3 separate regions of the Mus musculus genome follow, and all the other regions are linked to region 3. The links are chromatin loops, found by intact Hi-C in ENCODE. Cell type or tissue: heart. All regions are shown on one strand.

What was found. A loop is a pair of places that touch in the nucleus more often than their neighbours do. Peaks named below come from ENCODE experiments on the same cell type or tissue, not always from the same donor. Only the 100,000 strongest peaks of a DNase experiment are listed, where the experiment ranks them.
Region 1: it touches region 3 in a loop (7-fold over the local background); 10 of 42 quality-filtered maps call a loop at or near these places.
Region 2: a loop joins it to region 3, with 3.0 times the contacts of the local background. A loop is called at or near these places in 2 of 42 quality-filtered maps.

The regions. Positions count from the first base shown.
Region 1 is chr11:60,878,246-60,880,745 of GRCm38, forward strand. It overlaps Tmem11 (transmembrane protein 11), which reads right to left and starts at 793. Exons shown (of 2, transcript NM_173453.3): 1 at 468-793. The coding sequence starts at 523. In heart, CTCF peaks have their summits at 722 and 1,435 (motif pointing left); DNase peaks (open chromatin) are centred at 656 and 1,466; H3K4me3 peaks cover 1,921 bases; H3K27ac peaks cover 1,943 bases.
Region 2 is chr11:60,926,142-60,928,641 of GRCm38, forward strand. All of the region lies in intron 1 of Map2k3os (mitogen-activated protein kinase kinase 3, opposite strand), which reads right to left. Among named protein-coding and RNA genes, the nearest start is that of Map2k3os, 4.5 kb to the right of the region's middle. In heart, a CTCF peak has its summit at 1,302; a DNase peak (open chromatin) is centred at 1,350; H3K4me3 peaks cover 802 bases; H3K27ac peaks cover 567 bases.
Region 3 is chr11:60,696,687-60,699,186 of GRCm38, forward strand. No RefSeq gene overlaps it. Among named protein-coding and RNA genes, the nearest start is that of Llgl1, 1.8 kb to the right of the region's middle. In heart, a CTCF peak has its summit at 1,034 (motif pointing right); a DNase peak (open chromatin) is centred at 2,285; H3K4me3 peaks cover 681 bases; H3K27ac peaks cover 874 bases.

The DNA.
Region 1 (2,500 bases), 180 kb after region 3:
TCAAAAAGTGGCGACGATTGCTCGCTCACAAGGCGGCCAGGCTCAGGCTCTTGGAGGCGCGCCCGGCACGCTGCCGCTCTCAGCAAACGCCCCTATAAAGCACACGGCGCCGCGAGCCTCTACCCTCCTCCTCTCCCCGGAGCCCATCCACGCCACACCGGGCGCCCAGGCCGAGCGGGCCACGTGCGCGAGCCAGCGGCCCGGAGCCCACAGGACGCTCGGTAGGACAGCGTGGCGGCCCTCGCAGCTACTCACCCTGGCTCACCGCCCACCCGGCTGCGGGTCGCCGCCCCTCCGAGTCGCGCTCCCCTCGCTCCTGGCCGTCGCGCCGCCCCGCTCCTCCCACACCTAAGCCCCCGCGGACTGGGCCCCGCGCGTGGCGGGCACACGATCCGGAGTCGCGCGTGGCACAGAGGCTTCGCCGGCTCTGCGGTCGACCTTCGCCCGCGGTCGCGAGCCCAGCTTACCTCTCTCGGGAGCCGCCGCCGCCCGGACCCAGACGCCTCCTTCCCCACGCGGCCATCTTGGAGACTCTCGGTTCGTCGGGGGCTGGAGCCGACGCGGCTCAGGGCGCGCGGGAGCCGAAGGGAAACGTAGTCCCGTGAGCCGCGCGGACGAGGTGGGAGGTTGCGAGAAGGACTACACTGCCCACAATACCTCACGCCGGAAGCCTGCTGTAAGCTGCCGCGCGCAAGAGGGCGAGGGGGTGGGATCCGCCTTAGGAAAGAGTCTTCAAGTCGCAAAGTGCGAGTCGCTGCGCCCACCGCCTGGACGTCCTTGGGCTCCCAGAACGAGTGGCTGAAGGAGAGCGGAAAGAAAGCGCCTACCACTCCCAGAGCGCTTCGCGCGACGATCCCGCCCTCACAGCCTGAGAGGCCCAACCCTTGGCCTCGGCCCTGTTGCCCTTCACCGTGGCTTCGGCCGCTGGGGGCCTGAGTCCCCCAGTTCTCACACTTTACAATGACTTGAGCAGCTTAACCTTTCTCCTTTCCCATCTGCAGACCAGAACTCGTGCACCTTCAGTCCGAAGGTTACCTCTGCCTCCGCGGCGTCAACTGCCCCCCTCTCCTGACCGGAACTTGCCCGGCTGACAAATCCAGAGATTTTGAAGGTCTGTAGATGTGCTTGCCCTAAAACGCCTTTTCCTCCCAGTCAGGTTTTATGCTTGTCTGGTTTCTATAAAGTTCCTGGTTTTCAAATTGAATATGCAACTCCGCCTCCGATTGCCAAACTCGTAACACATGCAAGTGTGGCAAAAGAATAGGGATGTGTAGAGAGACGTCAAGAATAAGGTATGAGGGGGCTGCGGAGATTGTTCAGTACTTAAGAGCACTAACGGCTCTTTCAGGGGACTGTGGATCAGTTTCTGGCACGTGGTAGCTAACAACAGTCAGCTATTGCAGTAACGTCTGACGCCCTCTTCTGGCCTTACGACCACAGCACACGTGTAGTGCACAAAACACCCAGACACAATCAATCAATCAATCAATGCCAGTTGATAGTGCCTGGGATCCCTTCCTTGCCTGGATTACTCAATAACAAACAGCATGCAAGAGAAAAACTTGGCCTGGAGAAGGCAGGTAATGGCTAAGGACTTCAGGTTATGCATTCTTCCAGATCACTAGCCCATTCCCTACCTGAGTGTCTTTGTAAATTTTTTTTTTTTAAGTAAATTGCCTCTATTGCTAACTATGCATCTCTGATACAATTCTTTGTCCTGAGACACAAGAACCTAGGAACTTATGTAGGTGGTCCCTGTGACTCAGCCAGGAGGTAAAAATCTATGTTTTCTCTCCCATTTCCCCCTTCCTTAACTACACTCTACTACCCAGGAACATCTGTGAGAAAGCTCTCAGCTCTTTAGGAACCTGATAAAAGTGCAGGGGTGACGGGCAGTGGTGGCGCACGCCTTTAATCCCAGCACTTGGGAGGCAGAGGCAGGTGGATTTCTGAGTTCGAGGCCAGCCTGGTCTACAGAGTGAGTTCCAGGACAGCCACGGCTACAGAGAAACCCTGTCTCAAACAAACAAACAAAACAAAACAAAACAAAAAAGGTGCAGGGGCGTGTTCTCTTTCCCATTACCCTATAGCCACTGCCTAGGGGATGTCTGAACCCTTTTCTCAGCCCTACTGCAGTATGAGCAAAAAACAATGTGTACTGACCAGGGACTGCCAAGCCCACATTTAAGCTGGGAAGCAGCTAGCCAGGAGGGTCTGCCTTTACTGGGAGTCCTCAAGGATCTAGTGTTCTGGTGCCAAGTCAGAGACATGGTGGATCCCACCGGGGATCTATGTCCCTGTCTTAGATTTATTTCTTGTTGCTGTGATAAAAATACACAAGCCACTTAAGGGAGAAGAGGATTTATTTGGCCTACACTTCAGGTCATAGTCTGCGGTGGTTTTAATAACGGTCCCCATAGGCGCATATATTTAAATGTTTGATTCCCAATTGTACTGTTTAGGAAGAATGAGGAGGTCTGGCTTTTATTGTTGAAGGTGA
Region 2 (2,500 bases), 230 kb after region 3:
CACGGCTTCTGTTCTCCTTCCGTCTTTGTCCATTTTAGACAACATCCCATGGCTTCCCACCATGGGAAACAAAGACTCAGCTCTGTTACAAAGGGGTCCACATATCTGACTTCCTGCAAGTTAGACAGACCAGTGGACAGACCCCTGGACTCCCTGGGCGCTGTAAGCATTGTTAAGACATTAAAATTGTGCTGGGTGGTGGTGGCGAACGCCTTTGATCCCAGCACTTGGGAGGCAGAGGCAGGTGGATTTCTGAGTTCGAGGCCAGACTGGTCTACAAAGTGAGCTCCAGGACAGCCAGGGCTACACAGAGAAACCCTGTCTCAGAAAACAAAAAACAAAACAAAACAAACAAACATTAAAATTGCTTCTTAATGTTAATATACTCAAGGCTAGGTTTGCTACAGCTAGCTTTTATGTCAACTTGACACAAGCCAGAGTCACCTGAGAGAGTGCCCCCAGAAAATCAGGCTGCAGGCAGTTAAGCCCATAAGGCTTTTTTTTTGGATTGATGGAGAAGGGCCAGCCCACTGTGGGTGGTGCCATCTCTGGCCTGGGTTCTATATGAAAGCAGGCTGCCAGTAAGCTGCACTGATCCATGGTTTCTGCATCAGCTCCTGCCTCCAGGTTCCTGCCCTGAACAGTGATGTGGAAGTGTAAGCAAAATAAAGCTTTAGTTTCTAACTTGGTTTTGGTCATGATGTTTTATCACAGCAATAGTAACCCTACCTAAGACAAGATTGTAAGCGTATTTTTTCCCCGCTGATGTTCACTTCTATAAATGAGCAAAGTAACTGGGGTGGGCAATGAGGCTAAGTAGCTGCAGTTGGACTCACCCTTGCTGCTTTGAGTGAAAGGACAGTCAGTCTAACAGTCAACCAGACTACCCTGTGCTAGCACCAGCTATCTTGGATACTCCACAGACACTCAGAACAAGTTATGAAAAAAGCATGGCTGACCGCCTTGGTTCTTGAAGGTCCGCCAAGGATGTCTGAGACAGTTTGTACCAGCCCCCACCCCCCTTTCTTTTTGAGACAGGGTCCCTAGCTCAGGAAAGCCTCAAACTTATTTGCAGAGGAATATACCCTTGAATTTCTGATCTCCCTGGCCTCCACCTCCCAAGTGCCAGGAGTACAGGCATGTGGCACAATACCGGGTGCTAGGAATTGAATCTGGGGCTTTCTGCACGACAGATAAACATTCTGCTGAAGTACAACTTGACCCCTGTACCAGACTCTGTTAGCTTAAGACGCTTGCTGAGCGCCACGTGACCGTGCAACTATTATCATTCTGTCCAGAAGGGGCGCAATTTCCCCAGTGATCTAGCTGAAGGACTGCTGAGGCTGCTGCTAAGGGAAAAGTCTGTGATTGGTCCAAACAAACGGCTCCGATTGGCTCAACTACCTACAGGCTGCTCAGGCTCTCTAGACAGTCTTCTGTGCTATTCATCATTCCTGGTATTACAATAGGACCCAGTAAAAGTTTCCCTCAGGTGTTCTCTTAGCCCCTGCTTTCAGTAGTGTGGGCTGAGCTGGCAACACTTAAATAAGCGGAGACAGCAGCAAATGGTGACTGTATTAGAGACGGCGGGAGAAGAGAGGCAGCAAGAGGCAGCGGAACAGCAGTGGCAGTGACAGCTGAGCAGGTGGCAAGCTAAGCTGTGAAGGCAATAAGGCAGCTATCATCCCGAAAAAAGCAGTGGTGATCCTGATGATGGTCCCAGTGGCCCTATGAGAAGGCCTGCTAGGTGTTCTGGTTTCCCCCCTCGCAAGGTGCCAAAACTTCCCGGCAGCGGCTAAGCTGTGGAAGGAGTCAGGCAACTTGGGAGTGACTGAGAGGGAGCAGAAGCAATGATGCTGTGGTTGGGGCGCGGGGGTGGAATGGGGTGGGGTGCGGGGGGCAAAGCCCTGTCCAAGCAGTAGTTCAGCTAAAGCATGAGAATCAAGAATTCAAGGCTAGCCTGGCCTACATCTTAGGATCCTATCTCCCAACACACACACACACACACCACACACACACACACACACACACACACACACACACACACACACACACACACACACAGAGGCATGCACATGTGACAGAGACAAATGATTGGCTCAAGAACTCTCTGTTGCTTTGTGGCTTAGGTTGGAAGACAGCCCTGTGCAGATGGATCTGGAACTGCCCCCATGGTATAGTTAATGCAGAGGTAATGCACATCTGCCTCTCCTCTTGGATGTGTGACCATGGGCAAGTTGCTGGTCTCTGTTTTTCATTGCCTCTCACCAAATCCTGGCAATAAGAACATCCTTGTATTTCTGGATTCCGAACAACAGGATACGAACTCTGGTATAAAGCCCTACCTGATACTTTGAGCCATCCTCAATCATTTGGGTTAGAATCTGGCCTGCTCCCTCCCTGACATGAGACCCAAGGAAGATGCTTGTGTCTTGGTTTCCTCATCTGGAAGAAGAATTTCCAACTATGTCAGCATCACTGAGGTGTGAACTTGTGAGAC
Region 3 (2,500 bases):
AAACTTACTAAAGTTAAAATTGGCCAGCATTTAGGTAAATTAGCCCCGTCTGTTCTACAGAATGAGTTCCAGCCAGAGCAGCCAGGGCTACACAGAGAAACCCTGCCACCAGAGAAACAAACAATAAGACACCAAAACTCAAAATCTATTTTTAAAAATTGGGATTGTACTGGCTAATTTTATGTCAACTGAACACAAAAGTTCTCTGAAAGGAAGAAATTTCATTGAGAAAAAAAATGCAGTCGGGCAGTGGTGGCACATGCCTTTAATCCCAGCACTTGGGAGACAGAGGCAGGTGGATTTCTGAGTTCCAGGCCAGCCTGGTTTACAAAGTGAGTTCCAGAACAGCCACGGCTACACAGAGAAACCCTGTCTCAAAAAAATGAAACAAACAAACAAACAAAAATCAACCTTACTTTTTATGTATTTTTAAATTTTTTTTATTTTATATGTATTTAGTGAGTGCTCTATCTGCTTTTGGTAGATGGTTGTGAGCCACCATGTGGATGCTGGGAATTAAACTCCGATCCTCTGGAAGAGCAGTCAGTGCTCTTAACCTTTGAACCATCTCTCCAGCCCATCATTTTTTATTTTTATTTTTTACATTTCTCTATTCATTTTTATGTATATGAGTACACCGTCACTGTCTTCAAACACCAGAAGAGGGTATTAGATCCCATTACAGATGGTTCTGAGCCACTGTGTGTATTCTGGGAATTGAACTCAGGACCTCTGGAAGAACAGCCAGTGCCTTTATTCTCTGATCCATCTCTCCAGCACGGCTTTTTTTGTTTTGTTTTTAAATATTCATTTGCTGGGTGATGATGGAGCACTCCTTTAATCCCAGCACTTGGGAGGCAGAGGCAGGCAGATTTCTGAGTTCAAGGCCATCCTGGTCTACAAAGTGAGTTCCAGGACAGCCAGGGCTATACACAGAGGAACCCTGTCTCAAAAAAAAAAAAAAAAAAAAAGATATAAAAGATATATTTATTTAATGTATGAGTGCTCCACCTGCATTTTCACTTACATGCCAGAAGAGGGCATCAGATCACATTATAGACATAGATGGTTTTGAGCAGCCAAATGGTTACTTGCAATTGATCTCAGGACCTCAAAGAGCATCCTGTATTCCTGTGTTCCTTACTGCTGAGCCATCTCTCCAGCCTTAAAAGTCATTCCTTTTCTTTTTCTTTTTTTTTAAAGGCGTGTGCCACCACTTCCCCGCAAAGATCTATTTATTTATTATATATAAGTACACTGTGTCTTCAGGCACACCAAAAGAGGACATCTGATCTCATGAGCCACCATGTGGTTGCTGGGATCTGAACTCAAGACCTCTGGAAGAGCAGTCAGTGCTCTTAACCACTGAGCCATCTCTCTAGCCCCTTAAAAGTCATTCTTTTTTGTTGTTGTTTTGTTTTTTGAGACAGGGTTTCTCTGTGTAGCCTTGGCTGTCCTGGAACTCACTCTGGAGGCCAGGCTGACCTCGAACTCAGAAATCTGCCTGCTTCTGCCTCCCAAGTGCTGGGATTAAAGGCGTATGCCACCACTGCCCGGTAAAAGTCATTCTTATTGGCTATCAAACAACAGAAGTTATTTGTTGCTGTTTTGTTGTCTGGTGTTTGGGGTTTTTTGTTTGTTTGTTTTGTTTTTGTGACTGCAGTGTAAAATTTCTGGGGATTGGTTACTTGGGTAACCTAATAAACTTTTACTGCAGAGATGAGGGTAGAGAAAGCTGGTGCTGAGGTAGAGCATGTCCTGAGCATTTGCAAGGTTGAAATCCAACATGGGGTAGCACAAGGACTGTAGCCTAGGCCTCTGAGTTGCTTCTGATCATGACTTGTGTGGGGCTGATCTTGGTCTGTGTTGGCTGCCACTGTTTCTTCCTCTGTGCATCTGGGGTGATATCACTTTAAAATTGTGTGGTATCTGTGCCTCTCTCAGTGAGCTCTTAAAATCATTAAGCGTGTTGAGATCAGGAGGGGCCCTTTGCTGTCTAGCCAACCACTTTAGCTACAGCTCGGGAAAGAGCTGTGAGTCCTGAGCCCCAACTCCCAGGGCGGGTTGAGCAACGCTGGTCGTGGGCAGTTTGGAGGTAGCTAGGTCCCTGTTGCTGCAGTGCAGCTGCCTGAGGGTTAAGGGTCAACGCCTCCTCTCTTGACAAAGATGGGAGGACAGGGGCTTGGCCCGCTTAAACTCCTGGGATCTCTCCCAACACTGAGTCCCTCAGCTAGCAGGAAAAGGTTCAGCCTAGAGGCCATTGTCCAGAAGAGAAAAGTCTCGGGAGGTGGGTGGGACAGGAAGAAAGCGGGGGCGGGGCGCAGCTTTGTTCTCGGAGTTCCCTGTAGGGATGGGGGAAACAAGGGGAGAAGCTGTATCCAGCCCGCTCCTGTTCAGCCCTACGTGCCTGCCACCTCCTGCAGCCCTCCGCCCCTTTTCTTTGCCTCGCGTCCCTCTCAAGGATCTTCTGAGCCGGTGCAAACCGAAGTTCTTTGTGTTG